3 separate regions of the Mus musculus genome follow, and regions 1 and 3 are each linked to region 2. Evidence: chromatin contacts called from ENCODE Hi-C or POLR2A ChIA-PET data. All regions are on one chromosome and are shown on one strand. Each heading gives the region's core, a stretch centred on a gene start or an enhancer-like site at or near the end of the contact. The rest is flanking DNA. Distances are from core to core; before and after follow the strand shown. Region 1 holds the start of Cdr2l (cerebellar degeneration-related protein 2-like). Region 2 holds the start of Armc7 (armadillo repeat containing 7). Region 3 holds the start of Mrpl58 (mitochondrial ribosomal protein L58).

Region 1 (4,872 bases), core at 1,842-4,341, 94 kb after region 2:
GCAGGACGGACTCCTGACAGAGAGGCAGGAGAGGGCCAAGGATCAGGCCAAGTTGGATTGAGGTGGAAGACGTGAGCTGGTGGATCTGGGAGCCCTGCCCCACAGAGCACAAGAGTCAGAACTCAGAAAGGCCTTTGGTGGATGAGCAGGGCGGAGGAGCCGGGTGGAGGAAGGGCATCCCTTTCCTTACCAGTCAGCATCCCCAAGGGTGGGGAGGAATCAAGGTCAGGCTAGGCAGGAAGGGAGGTCAGCTCTCAAAATCTGTGACTCAGCAGCCATCCCTCAGCCTGGACAGAGGTGGTCACAGGTGGGGGAGGGGGAGGGCGAAGAAAGAGCCAGCGCTTATAATTAATTCATGACTTCTTACTATTTTTATAGGTGCTCAAGTTAGTGGGTGGAAGGAATCTAGCAAATCTAAGACCCCCGCCTCCTGCCTCTGGGACAGAGCCACACTAAAGCCAAACACAATCTCTGGGGACAATTTCTTTGGGGAGTGAAGTTGGGGCTTGGCCCAGGGTAAGGGCAAGCGGGCAGGAAGGATACTCCAATGTGTGGGGTCAGAAATCCCTCTGTGGGTCTGGGCGGATGGGAAGGACAGAATTTGGGGACTGGGTACAAAGTGGAACACAAACGGGCCCTCTGACATGACTGTCTTTTGGCAGACGCTCCACCCCATTGCCCAGTTCTCCTGGCCTGGCATGCGGAGCTACGTGGCTAGGCTTCCTTTGTCCCCTACTTCCTGTCCTTCATTTGGCCCCAGGCCTTGGTTACAAACATCCCTTCTCCCAGCGTGCCCTCCTTCAGAGCTCTTTGCTGAGGGGACTATGCTGTCCCACAGTGGTTACTTTAACTTCCCACTTCCGTCTCCTCCGCTGGAATTCAGGATCAGGAGGATGGTGATTCCATCCCTAGATGCTGGCACAGCATCTAGAAGGAAGGGCCTCTGTCTTTATAACGTGTTTCATTACTGGGTATCATCCTGGTTCCTGAGCTCTGTCTACGACCAGAGCTGCAGGCCTGATCAGCAGGACCCAAGAAGCAGGGAGTGTTTGGGGCTTATCAATCCTGCTGGAATGGCAGTTCCTGTCCCTTGGCAGAAGCCACACATCTCCCACCCCTACTGCAAGGCTTCTTCTTCCTCCCACATCTGGGCTGGGCATGGTGCCAAGCCTTCATTAGGGGTGCGGGAACTAAATGAGACGACCGCCATGGTATTAGCATCTGCCTCCCCTAGAGGCTATCTTCGCCAGAAATCGGCTTTTCATCTTTCCTTCTGCGCTAGCCTCTCCCAGGAAGCCATCCCATAATCACTTACACTTAGAGCAGCATACAAGTGGGCCTACCCCATCAGCCCTTGTGTGCCCAGAGGGTCAGGCTGTGACTGTGCCCAGGTCCCAGGCTGATGTCTGGAGCTCACATGGGGCCAGTAGGTGTTTAGAGAGTAAAGTTTTAGGGGTAGTGGCCAGGACAGAGAAGAGGTGTCACAGAAGCTCATGGCATAGCAATGCCTAACCCAACACTCTCTACCCTGCGGAGCTCTCCCAAGGTTCTGATTCACTGACAAGCACAGGGACAGCCCCTCATCTGCAGGTGAAGCTCAGCTGCATGGGGAAGTGGGTCAGGAGACAAAGGCTCCAGGATCCAAGTGCATGTTTCCCATCTTGGCAAAACCAGGGCTCTGGGCCCTAAGGATGGAGACCGGCCTTTGTGGCACACACACACTGTGCCAGGCTTGTGTTTTAATACCTCAGAGCATGCAGGTGACCCTCACCCTCAGGGTTTCAGTAAGAACCAGCAGAGAGGAGGTTGGGGTCTGACTACTTCGGCAGGCCTTGGCCTTGACCCTGACCCTCTCGGGCCTTCTTGTCAGGTCGGCTCCACCTCTCAGTGATGTCATTTTAGCCACCTCATCACCAGCTTCTAACTCCCCTCTAGTCATTTTCTAGATGAGTGCCACGGAAGTGGCTCCCTCTTTCCCCAGGGATCTCATTTGGCAAAGTCTGAAATTGCTAAAGGACCCCTTCACATCCTGAGCCACTTGGGTGGAAGCCCCATGCAGGGAAGGACCAGGGAACGCCTCTCTTGGGAAGGCAGATTGGAGACTTTCAGCTTCTTCGCAGGCGTGAGCATGCACCACCCCCTTTCTGGGCAGAGGGAAGCGAGTTGGGGAAACTTTCTGGAAGTCTTAGAGCTCAGAAATTCTAGCCCGGACAGGTGCTGTTGATCTGGAGAGATGACCTATCTCAATATACAGTGCATTCTTAGCAAAAGTAACAAGAATCCTCTGTGGGCCCCAAGACTTCCATTCTACCTAGCAATCGGGCCCCCTAACAATACCCTACCGGGGCACGCGAGTAGGTGCTGCTACTAAAATGAGAAGGGCGATGGATGCCCTGTCAACTGGACACTTTTGCAAGTCTCTCTCCAGCGTCAGAATATTCCAGGGCAGCGCCCTTCTCGGTCCACGTCCCCATTCTCAAGACGCATCATGCTCCGTTGGGCTCACCAGGTCCAGCCTAGCCCTTTTCTTGGGGATACCGCCCAACAATGGAGTAGTGGTCAGGGGTCTTGGGGCACACGCTGTTTCCCTCCCCAACGCGCTCACCCTGCTCCAGGTCCTGATGGTCGTACCAGGACTCCTCCTCCTCTGCGGAGTAGTCCTCCATCCCCGCGGCTCTCCGCATGGCCCCGCGGGTGGCGGTGGGCGGGCGCTGCGGCAGCTCAGGGCCTGGGCTCGCAGCCCGGGACAATGCGGCGGAGGCGGCCCGGGCTTCCAACGTCGGGAGCTCGGGCTGCAGCGCCCCTGCGCCCTCCGCCCGTGATCGCCATCCGCTGCCGGCCCCGTGCGCCCAGCGGGGCCTCTGGCTCCCGCGCTCCCCGGGTCCCGCCGAACTGGGGACGCCGGGTGGCGGCGGCACAAAGGGCGGAGGGGTGGGGACTGCAAAGTGGGACGACAGCTGGGACCACCCGGGACCACCTGCAGGGCTAGGGCGTCAGCAGAGTGCGGATGCAGCGGCGGGTACCCCTTGCCCGCCTCCGGCCCGCACACCGCCCGGCCCGCGCCGCGACACCCGGAGCCGCCGCTGCATCTCCGCCCGGCCCGCTTTCAGCTTCCCAGGCCGCCAGCTTTGCGGGGTGGGACCTGCCGCCGGAGACCAATCAAAAGACGTATGCAAATAAGGGGCGGGACCGAAGGCAAGGACCTTCCTGGTGTCCTGGTCCGGGAATTGCTGGATCAACCCTCTGTCCTGCTTTTCCTCCACGTCCGACTTTTATTTACGTCCATCTGGAATTATTTTGTTTGCTTGTTATCTGTCCTTCTGGCTCTCCTGGGAGCAAGGGTCTGTCTGATGTCCACAGTGGTCCTCACCTGCGGAGAACGTGCTGACCCACTGATATATCCGAAGAACTTTTTAAAAAATGGTATTAAATTAGAAACATCTTTAAGAACCTTGAATGGGGGTTTGGCTGCTGGAACACTCGAGGTCAAGAGTTCTTGCTGAGGATTTGAGTTCGGTTCCCGGCACTTACGTCAGGAAGCTCCCAACAGCCTGTAACGCCAGCTTCAGGGAAATTCTGACACCTCTGGCCTCTGGGTACTTGTAATTACATAAAGTCTCACACATAGAAAACACACAGTGGTTCCCTCCTCTACTAACGGGAGTTAGGAGGCTGAAGCAATAGGATTATCTTGAGTTCTTAGGCCAGACTTTTAACACAGCTTGTTCCAGGCCCGACTAAGCTACAGTGTGGAAGTTTTTCTGTAAACTAAACTAAGCAAAGCTAAACATTACTTTAAGGGGGTTGAGGAGGTGGCTCAGCACATTAAAAGTGCTTACCAGGTTTGGTTTTGTTTAAAAAAAAAAAAAAAGCAGAGTGCGTGGCTTGTTCTTGAAATCCCAGCTCTGGGAGCTGGGGAGCCAGGAGAGATGGATCGATGGTAGCCAGTAAACCTAGCCTAATTGGCCAGTGATAGGCCGTGTTTCAAAAAAAGCAAGGTGCACAGCTCCTTGTTCAGTAACACTTGGAGGTTGTCCTGTACCCTCTACACACACATGAACACACATGAGTGAACACACACACACACCTACCTTTAAGAATCTGAGTCTTAGGCTAGAGAGATGGCTCAGTGGTTAAGAGGGCTGTCTCCTCTTCCAGAGGTCCTGAGTTTAATTCTCAGCAACCACATGATGGCTCACAACCATCTGTAATGGGATCTGATGCCCTCTCCTGGTGTGTCTGAAGACAGCTACAGTGTACTTACAAATAATAAACAATTCTTAAAAAAAAAAAAGAACCTAGGCCGTGGGCTGGAGATGGCTCAACTGCTCGTGTAGAAGATCTGAGGATTCATTCCTCAGATCAATATGGTGGTTCAGAAACACCTGGAACTCCTTCCGGGGGATCAGTTCTCCTCTTCAGACCTCCTTGGGTACGAAGCATGCATATGGTATAGATACATTCAGGCAGGCAGACACTCATACACATAAATATAGAATAAATAAATATAGAAATAGAACTCATTTAAAAAAAGAACTGGAGTGTTTAAAAACCTGTATGTCTGGAAACAGGCTGGAAGGAATGAACTTTGGGCACGTGTTACTTGTATTCTGCCCTTTTCACTTTAAGGTCTGTTTCTTACTGCTTAAGACCCAAATCCGATATCCAGTTACACCCATAAAAGCCATGCTTTAATCCATCCAAGAATTTTTTTTTCCTTAAAGGAGTTTTCCTAATCCTCCAGCATTCATGTAATTTGTTTTTGTTGAGACCCATCATGTGTGAACATTCTTTTTTTTTTTTTGGTTTTTCGAGACAGGGTTTCTCTATATAGCCCTGGCTGTCCTGGAACTCACTCTGCAGACCAGGCTG
Region 2 (4,650 bases), core at 564-3,063:
TCCCCAACCTGTTCACCATCTCCTCAGAACCTGGGCCAGTACCTTCCTTATAGGGTGCCCAATAATGACTATCTATCATGGGGCAGAGGAGATGGCTTAGTAGGTAAAAGAGCTTGCCACACAATTCTGATGACCTGAATTCGGTTCCAGGGACCTACATAAGAAAACCAGATGCAGTGTCGAGCATCTGGAACCCCAGCACTCTCTCCCCATTAGCTGGAGGCTCACGGCCCAGCTATGGAGTGCACTGCCCTACTCTGAAGGCACAGAGATCTTCCCTTAGCAACTGGAAGAGGAGAACACAACAACAACGACTACCTTAGTTTTTAGAGACGACATCTTACCACATAGCCCTAGATGGTCCAGAACTCAGTACTCACGCTAGGCTGGCCTGGAACTCGGAAAGATCTACCTACCTCTGTCTTCCCAGTACTGGGGATGAAAGGCATGTACCACTGTACTCGGGGAGAACTGACTCTTGACAAATTTCATGCATACAGCCTGGTGCACATGCATACTCACACTCATCCACACACACATGCAAACACACACCTACACAGCAAATGTAAAAGAGTCTACCTTGAATAATTCAAACGGCCTTACAATAACCCAACTATAGGAGTTCTAAGCTACCTTTGCACCTCTTGACAGTAAACAATACAAGGGCAAGCTCCAGCCGGGCAGTGGTGGCGCACACCTTTAATCCCAGCATTTGGGAGGCAGAGAGGCAGGCAGATTTCTGAGTTCAAGGCCAGCCTGGTCTACAGAGTGAGTTCCAGAATAGCCAGGGCTACACAGAGAAATCCTGTCTCAAAAAAATCAAAATCAAGCAAACAAACAAACAAAAAACTAAACTTCTTTCAAAGAGGTTTCACCCCATTTCCTCACTTATTATCTCTTTTCTAAGAGGAAGAAAGACACGACTTGTTTGGAATGAGCTGTGACCCCGATAATGTGTGGAGGAGGAGAAGGTAGGTGGTCCACACACGGCAGCTCTGCCCTAGATGAGATCCCATCCCAAACACTAGTTTGTTTAGTGACAGTGTCTTACTCTGAATCCCAGGCTGGCCCCCAAGTCGCAACCATCCTCCTGCTTCAGCCTCCCGTAATGCTAGTTTTATAGGCGAGTGGCATGCCTGACTCTCAAGTCGCTCTAGTCTATAACTTGGGGGGAGGCGCGCGGGCACGGGGGTTGGGGGCAGCCTAACTCTTACCAATAGCAAACTTGATTAGGGTTTCATTCTCTTCCGACAGAGAATCAAGGAATAAGTCCAGGACTTGTAGTTGCCGTAGGTACTGGTAGTTGCCCGGGTCATAAGCGAAGTTGGCGAGGTTGGCGAGGACTTGCTCCTTGGCATCTGCAATGGGAAGCAGCCCTGGGGTCGGACCTGTGCGGCGGCGGCTGCCGTCAGAACCCTCCTGGGTCCCTCGTGCCCACGCTACACCTCTTACCTTGGCTCTCGGTTTCCTGGAACTCTGTGACCAGCGCCTGCAAGTAGCCTAGCCGCCCGACGTGGGGGTCTATCTTGGGTTTCTGTGCCATGGCTGGGGCGGCGGAGTTGGGAGCTCCGGTAGAGGCCACAAGGCCTGGATCCTGACCTGTCCCGGCGGCGACAGAGCGGCAGCAAACCCAGTCTTGTCCTGAGATCCGCGTCTGCAGCTGGGGATGAGCTGTGGGGGTGGCCAGGGGTCTCAGGATCCTGTCTGAGCCGGATCTGAAAACCAAAATTCAACCCGGGCGAGACGCTGTGGCTTTTCGGAACTGAAGGCAGGCACGCCCCCTTACCACACTCCCTGCACCGCTTCCTGGTTCAGGGCGGAAGTCTCTCTAGCCCCGCCCCAGGAAACGGAGTGAGCGGGACCAGGACGGGATTGGGCGTGGTTACTGGGCGCCTCCTGGGCTTCCCTCCGGATTTCTAGAGCTGGAGGCTTTAACCCTCCACTGCGCAGCCGCCGCAGCGGGGATGCGTCGAAGGAGAGAGGAAGGGAGAGGGGAGGGAAAGAGGAGAAAAGGAGAGAGAGAATGGTGGATGGATTGACAGCCGGGCAGACGGATCTTCAGGCCATCTAGACATGATAGTAGTTTAATCCCAGAACACGGAGTTTAAGGACGGTTTAGTCTACAAGGCAATCCAGAGCTACATGGCAAGACCCTGGTAACAAAACAGAACATCCATCAAACCCCAAACACAATCTTAGGGTCACAAGGAGCGTCAGGGAGGGGCCCAGCTTTGCCGTGCTGTGGTGGAGGTGGAGGATGGAGGCAGTAAGGGTTTTTAGGGCAAGGGTCAGGGGTCATGTACTATGTTTGGTACCAGGGACCTGAATCACAGCAGAATGGTTTGTGTACTTCACCTTTCCCTGGCCCCCACCTCTGGGGTTTAAGTTCCAGTGATCAATCCATGCCCAACATCAACCAAGAGCAAGAGTTTTAGTCTTAGTTTGGATGCTTGAGAACCAAGGTTGCTCCGTGAGAACTCTGTGCCCTTTAGGTTTTATAAGAAGCAGGCTAGGCAGACTTCTTACATCTCAGCTCAAGATGGCCAAGCGTCTGACTAGTCAGAACATCAAAGACCTGGGGACCTGGAGCCTTTGAGATTCCAGAACAAATACTTTGCAGACTCCCCTCAAAATTTTCCAGGGATGGTCCAAAGCAGATCCTGGCTACAAAAGAGTAGACTTTGCTTCCATCTTGTCTCCAAGCCCCAGGCTCCAAAGAACTGGGATTACAGCACACCTGGGCATGGGTGGGGCTGGAGATGGAAGTGAAGGTTTGATGTACGTGACTAAACTACATTTGCACCCTCATTTCTTCGTTGCTTATTGCCCTCAGATTAATGCCATTATTACCAACGGGCAAGTGTGATGAAAATTTCCTAGCTGGAGGATCACAGATTCTATTTTTCCTGGACGTGGGCCTGTTAGCCAGCCCCAACTCTGTTTTCTGTTAGAATGAAAAATAGGTCCCTGGCATTTGCCCTTCAGAGTAGAAACTTCCTTGGGGGGTGGGGGTGGGGTCAAGCTCAGTTCTGAGTTGCGATCCGGAAAGCAGTAGGGGACATTAGACAGAGAGGCAGACTTCAATTGGAAGATGGCATCTCATACAGGCCAAAAAAATTTTTTTAATAACGTTTATTTGTGTGTGTGTATGGTGCGCGCACATGGGCACGCCACAGAACAACTTGTGGTAGTGGGGCCTCTCCTTGTCCATGTGGGTCCCAGGAATCAAACTCAAGTTGTCGGCATGCAGCCAGCACCTTTACCTACTCAGCCGTCTCCACCCAAGGTCTAGAGACAGTGAACATAAGCAACTCAGCAAATGCACGGCTGCAGTACTTCCTTTGACCATGAGGGGGCACTCGTGACAGCACCTTAGAGGAACCGATCGCCTCCTAAAGATGCTTATTCATGCCAGATGGACTTGTGGAGGAGGATGGCTGGCGTCAGTCATGAAAATAAAATCATTTTCCTGATAAGGTTTTCTTGCTGGAGCCTGGTGGAGCCTGAACCAACAAACAACCCCAAGAAGTTCCTGCCAGCCTGAGGGAATGGAGGAAATTTACTCAGGCCTGGTTTCCGCTTTTCTTAGTCCAGAGTTCATGACCCGTGCGGCAGGGAATGTTTTTGTATATAATTCAGACCGTTTTCCCCTTCCCTGGAGTACCCTGCTGCGACAAGCCTGGGCTGATGACAGCTAGCCTTAAGAGATGACCTCAGAGACCAGCACCAGAAGCGAGTAAGTGGACATAGCTCCAGGCCATGGGCTCAGGCTAGCAGCAGCTGCCGATTTAGCCAGTTTCTGCCTCAGGGTTGATACCTCCAACACATTCCGGAGAAAGGGGAACCTCAGAGGCCAAGAGCAGAGCACAGACTACGGTTTGCACATAGAAGCCAGTTTTTATAATGTTCCTTAAGTTACCTAGCCTGTCTTCTTGGCTCCTGGTTAGTCAAGGTCTGCCTTCCCCTACGTGGATACGTGGATAGAGTCTGGTAAAAGGAGATTCTGGCTCAGGCCCTGCTCAATGGCAGAAGACTCTTCAGACTGTACAACTTCTGAGACCCAAGTAAAAGGGCTCCTTCCAGGACAGCAGAAAAGTTTCTTTCCCTGCTCTCTGCAGAGGCGCCAGGACCAGTATTACTGGTCTTCATCTGTGCCTGCTATGGCTCCAGTTAGCATAAGACTCAACTTCTTGATGCAGCACTCTTAACCTTCCTGATCTGAGGGGGGTCATGGTTGGTTGTTTGGGAAGAGAAGAAGAGTAAGTAAGTTCTTGGAAGAAAGGCAAATTTGTCAAAATAGTCTGAGGCCAAGAAGGATGAAAACAGTTGACATGGGAAGGATGAATGAGACGCCCCAGAGTGATGTGTTGTAGGAGCAGCTGGGAGGAGCCAGTCCAAGGTAGCTAGCCATGACTGCTTCCTGCAAGACTCAGACCAATCTTCTTGGGACCCAAGGAAGAAAGCCAGGAAGGCCCACTTCTATTTCCTACTTCCTGGAAGGAAGGCTTCCCCCACTGACTTCAGAGCTCAGAGATAGGTCACATGGGATCTCTGGAGTTCAGACATTGGTCATATAGATGCTTTCAGGGTACGGTTGCTTCTTGGCACTGTCCTTGTCTTCTGAGGTGAGATCGTGCATTGGGGTCATCT
Region 3 (4,714 bases), core at 1,376-3,875, 72 kb after region 2:
ATTAAGGAAGGACCAACTCCTGTGAGTTATCCTCTGACTTACACTCTTACACACATGCACACGTGTGCACATACACTCACCCATTCATACACTCACACACTTATACACACATTCACACACACTAAATTCAATAAGCACTTTTAAGAAGCTATGCATTAGGTTTCAGGCCTCCAAATCTTGCTGTCAAACCCGTCTCGTCTCGACTCAGACGCTACCTCTTAAGCGCTCCTCTAGGAAGATGCGGCTCAGGCCTCCAGCTGTCCCTGCCCCTGCCTTAAGCTATTGCTGGGTGCCATCAGTGGCCTGTCTCATGGAGAAAGGGATGGATGAGACAAGACAGAGAACACATACATGAGGGCCGCTAAAGACCAATGCTCTCTGCCAACCTGACACAACAATCCTAGTGGGCCGCCCTGTTCCTTCTGGTGCCCACAGGAAGCCGGCAGCAGGCAGTCTACCTTGATCAGGTTCTGGTTCACCTGGGGGGCTGGCGTCAGACTGAGCTCCTCATGTCAGGTCTCCCCCTCATCGAGCTCTTCATTCAGCAGCAGCACCCTCCAACTTTAAGTCCTCAGGACCACAGAGTGCAACAAATCCCACCCCGGGGGCTCCTCTGGCCTCCAAGCCCAAGTGTGTCCATCTGCACCTCTCCATGCCTTCATCACTTGATCTCTAGACCTCACTCAGCTCATGCTGCTCTCTCTGAAGACACCTCTTTGCTAAGCCACCCTCCTCAGGTTTCCTCTGGCCTCTTCTGAATACCCGTTTACCCCTGCCCCCCGCCCCCAGACGATTTCATCCTTCTAAGCTGATGGAAAAGCCATTAATACTGGTGACTCCCTACTTTTGGGCTCCAGTAAACCTCTGCTCACTACAGTCCCACAGACCCTGCTTGTTCTCAGTTTACTTCCAATCCAGTAGGGAAGAATCCTCTAGACTTTCTTCAAAAGATGCCTAGGACCTAATCACCTTCAAGGCTCCTATTGCTTCCAGCCTGCTCATCCTGTCTTGCCTATGTTACTGTGACCTATATTACCGCAATCTCCTAACTTACATTCTAGCTGTTGCCATTCTCCAGGCTTCTGTCTGTAACACTGTGTAGCAGTCAATCTTGTAAAACTAAAATGTATCATTCTATTCCTGGCTCCACCCACTTCTCTCAACTGCCTCACTCAGCCACACTTGTCCAGCATGCTACTGTTCTGAAATGGTTGCACCTGCTCTGCTGGGGACACTCATCTCCCCAGTATTCTCATGTCTTCCTTCCAGGTCTTTGTACGTGACAAGGTCTCATATAATCCAGGCTGGCTATGAGCCAATTGATTTTTCCTGCCTCTGCCTCAAGTGCTTGGGTTACAGATTCAGGCCACTGTGGCCCATTCTTCCAGGCTTTTCCCAGATCACTCTACCTAAAACTTCAATGCTTAGCTGGGTTTGTTGGTATATGCCTGTAATCTCAGTACTTGAGAGGCAGGAAGATCACTGCAAACTAGAGATCATCCAGGGCTTTTAAAGAGCTTTTCTCACAACATGTATCAGTACAGTGATACATGCCAGTAATCTTTACGCGTGGGAGATGAACGTGGAAGGATCAGGAGCTCATAGCCACCCACAGCTATGTAGCAAGTTCGAGTCTAGCCTAGGCTACATGAGATCCTTTGTCCAAACAAACAACAAACCTACAACTGTTATTATCTCTAGCTTCACCTTTGCCTTCTGAGTCTTACTATCTCTGAAGTATCATATTTAGTGTTACTTGGGTTTATTCATTTATTTTTGTCTGTCGCCCTCCAGTATACGAGCTTTACAGCCTTAGGATTTCTGTTTTACTACTCTCTGCCCCAAATTAGCACTGTGCTAACAGCATGCTCTCAAAAGATGTCTGCTGAATGAGGTGCGAGTGGATGAATGAAAATACTTGATGCTCTTTCAATCCTACAGGTGCAGCTCAATAGATGCTCTCTTTCCTGCTCAGGCCCCACGCAGTACCACTACATGACGCAGGCTAAACATGGACCCTTAGGGACCAAACCAGCTTTGTCTCAGGCTTCCTAACGTTACTAGGGTCAAAAGACTGGGTAACGTCCCAACTTGCGGATCTCAGGTTTTACTACTTTCAAGGTCCATAATGCACATCTTCCCATATAATGTGAGCCTGAAGGCCGGGAAGCAAACGTGGACAAACTAACGATCTAGAAAGACGCGTATGTGGCGGCTCTCTCCCAGGGTCTGCACTACCCGAGCCACGAGGGTTGCAATCACACTCTACAGTCCCAGCACATCCCGCACCTCCGGCCGGGTTACTAGGGCGATCAGTTCCTCCTGGGGCAACCAAAACCTTGCAAGCCGCCCGGCTTCCTCGCGTCACCTAGCAGCGGGAGGAACCGCCCTTTCCGTCCCGCCTTTCTCGGCTCACCGGGACCTTCCAGGCGGTATCCGCGCCCTTGGACTCGGGGTACAGCTTGTCCAGGCTGTAGATGCTCTGGAACGTGGTGCCGTCTACCTGTCTGTGCAGAGCCCGGCGAGCACAGCGCGCGGGCGGCGCGAGCAACAACGTTCCAGTTCGGCTCAGGCCCCAGCGTAGGCCCCAGGCGGTCGCCATGTTCACCTCCCAGGACCGCTTCCGGTGCTCACTCTTCCGGCGGTCCGCCAGCCTTGGCTGAGCTGGCTCTTAAGTTCCGCCGGGTTTCTCGGGCTCCGGGCTGTCCACCTTGGCGGTGATGGTGGGAAGTGGTGCGCACCCAGCTGACATCTGGTAGAGGTTGACCGGCAGATAGAGACCACCTACGGGAGATTTTTCTTAAAAAGATTCCTGTATGGGTCTGACTGAGCGGTGCTCACCTGCAGTCCCAGCACTGCTCTCAAGGCTAAGGCAGATGAGAGCCTAACCTAGTCACATAGCCCCTGTCATAAAAATAATACATACATGGCCAGGCGTGGTGGCACTTAATCCCAGCACTTGGGAGGCAGAGGCAGGTGGATCTCTGAGTTCGAGGCCAGCCTGGTTTACAGAGTGCGTTCCAGGACAGCAAGGGCTATGCAGAAAAAAAACCCTGTCTTGAAAAACCATAAAAAAAAAATAATAATAGTACATACATACACACATACATACATACATGGCCAGGCCTTAATCCTTGCACTTGGGAGGCAGAGATAGGTGGACCTAGGCTAGCCTGGTCTACAAAGTGAGTCCAGGACAGCCGAGGCTTCTATACAGAGAAACTCTGTCTTGGAAAAATCATTTTAAATGTGTGTGTATGTAAACAAATATATAAATGCATAAATACATAAACAAACACTGGATCTAGCATCCTAGAAACACCCTTTTCTCTTTTTTGAGTCTGTTCTCCTTCCCTGGACCCTTGAGCAACCTAACTAGATACAGCAAGGACGACCTTACCTGCTAAGCTCGGACTTTCCCTGCCCTTTCCTATCCCTTGTTCAGTGTGAGCCACATTCCTAACTTGCTTTAGATAGATGAGTGGATAGACAGTCAACCAATCTTTGTGTGTTCGATTTTGAGCTTAAGGGTTGGTTTTGTGGTATTTATTTAGGCAGGTTTCAATTATGTAGCCCTAGCTGGCCTGGAGCTCACTATATACAGCAGGTTGCCTGCCTCTCAGTCCAGAGCATTGGTATTAAAAGCTTACCCAACCAGGTCTGTCTTTTGCTTGTGTTTTGAGACAGGGTTTCAACCTATTTAGCTCAGACTAGTCTTGAACTCCTGACCCTCCTGCCTTCACCTCACAGGTGTTCAGATTTGTACCACTACTCCAAGGCCCAGTCTTATGTTCTAACATATTGCCTGTCTCCAAGTTAGAATGTAAGGTCTCTGCTGTATCCCAAACATGCAGAGTGTGTCACATCACAGACATACCACGACTGTGGGTCAAGTGAATTTCATGGTAGTTCACGTTTTTGTTGTTCTTTGGTTTGGTTTTTCTTTTTCTTCTTTTTTTTTTTCCTCATGACAGTATTTCTGTGTAACCTTGACTGTTCTGAAACTCGCTCTGTAAACCAGGCTGGCCTTGAACTCTTAAAGATGCACCTGCTCTACCTCCTGACTGCTGGGATCAAAGGCAAGTGCTACTATGCCCAGCAGCAGTTCATTTTTGTAAGTTGAGTTTCAGTCAAGTTGAATCAACTTCAGGTTTTTTGTTTTTATCTACAAAACAGCCTTATAAGCCACTCACACCCATGTGAGAGTTGTGATGAATGGCTTTGCTTATACCCAGCCAGGGATGGGAGGCAGATCACTGGAAGTGGTTCTAAATACAGGCATCTTCCCTCCTCAAGCTTTAAGAAGCAGCATAGTGGATTCTTCTAGCCACTAAAAACAAACTGGAGGTGGTTGGAAAGATGGCTCAGTGGTTAAAGAGCACTGACTGCTCTTCCAGAGGTGCTGAGTTCAATTCCCAGCAACCACATGGTGGCTCACAACCATCTGCAATGGGGTCTGATGCCCTCTTCTGGTGTGTCTGAAGAGAGCATTGGTGTACTCTTATACATAAAATAAATAAATCATTAAAAAAGTAAAAAAAAAAAAAAAAGCAAACTGGAGAAGTAGGTACAGAGTTCAGAAGACTGCAGGCTAAGTAGGGTTGTTTCATAGTGGTGTTAAGGCAGTAAATTGGAATGCTAAGGCTACAAGTAAGACAAGAAGTGTTTGAAGGTGTCTAATCCTTGGCTAAGTTCCTTGGTTGAGGTTGTGAAT

The links. Hi-C counts contacts between places; a loop is a spot of excess contacts on that map. ChIA-PET counts read pairs that join two places held with the same protein, here RNA polymerase II (POLR2A).
Region 1: POLR2A ChIA-PET joins it to region 2 with 21 read pairs in Patski. The contact joins the promoter of Cdr2l here to the promoter of Armc7 in region 2. POLR2A ChIA-PET finds 5 or more read pairs at or near these places in 4 of 5 experiments (Patski and embryonic stem cell).
Region 3: POLR2A ChIA-PET joins it to region 2 with 15 read pairs in Patski. The contact joins the promoter of Mrpl58 here to the promoter of Armc7 in region 2. A Hi-C loop is called at or near these places in 3 of 37 maps with a recorded cell type or tissue (CH12.LX, gastrocnemius and heart). POLR2A ChIA-PET finds 5 or more read pairs at or near these places in 3 of 5 experiments (Patski and embryonic stem cell).

Annotation. Positions count from the first base shown.
Region 1 is chr11:115,380,135-115,385,006 of GRCm38, reverse strand. Cdr2l (cerebellar degeneration-related protein 2-like) reads right to left here and starts at 3,091. Exons shown (of 5, transcript NM_001080929.1): 1 at 2,606-3,091. The coding sequence starts at 2,684.
Region 2 is chr11:115,472,830-115,477,479 of GRCm38, reverse strand. It overlaps Armc7 (armadillo repeat containing 7), which reads right to left and starts at 1,813. Exons shown (of 3, transcript NM_177778.5): 1 at 1,453-1,813; 2 at 1,215-1,358. The coding sequence starts at 1,543. It overlaps Slc16a5 (solute carrier family 16 (monocarboxylic acid transporters), member 5), which reads right to left. Exons shown (of 4, transcript NM_001080934.1): 4 at 3,082-4,650. The coding sequence ends at 4,559.
Region 3 is chr11:115,401,663-115,406,376 of GRCm38, reverse strand. Mrpl58 (mitochondrial ribosomal protein L58) reads right to left here and starts at 2,625. Exons shown (of 6, transcript NM_001347645.1): 1 at 2,417-2,625. The coding sequence starts at 2,602.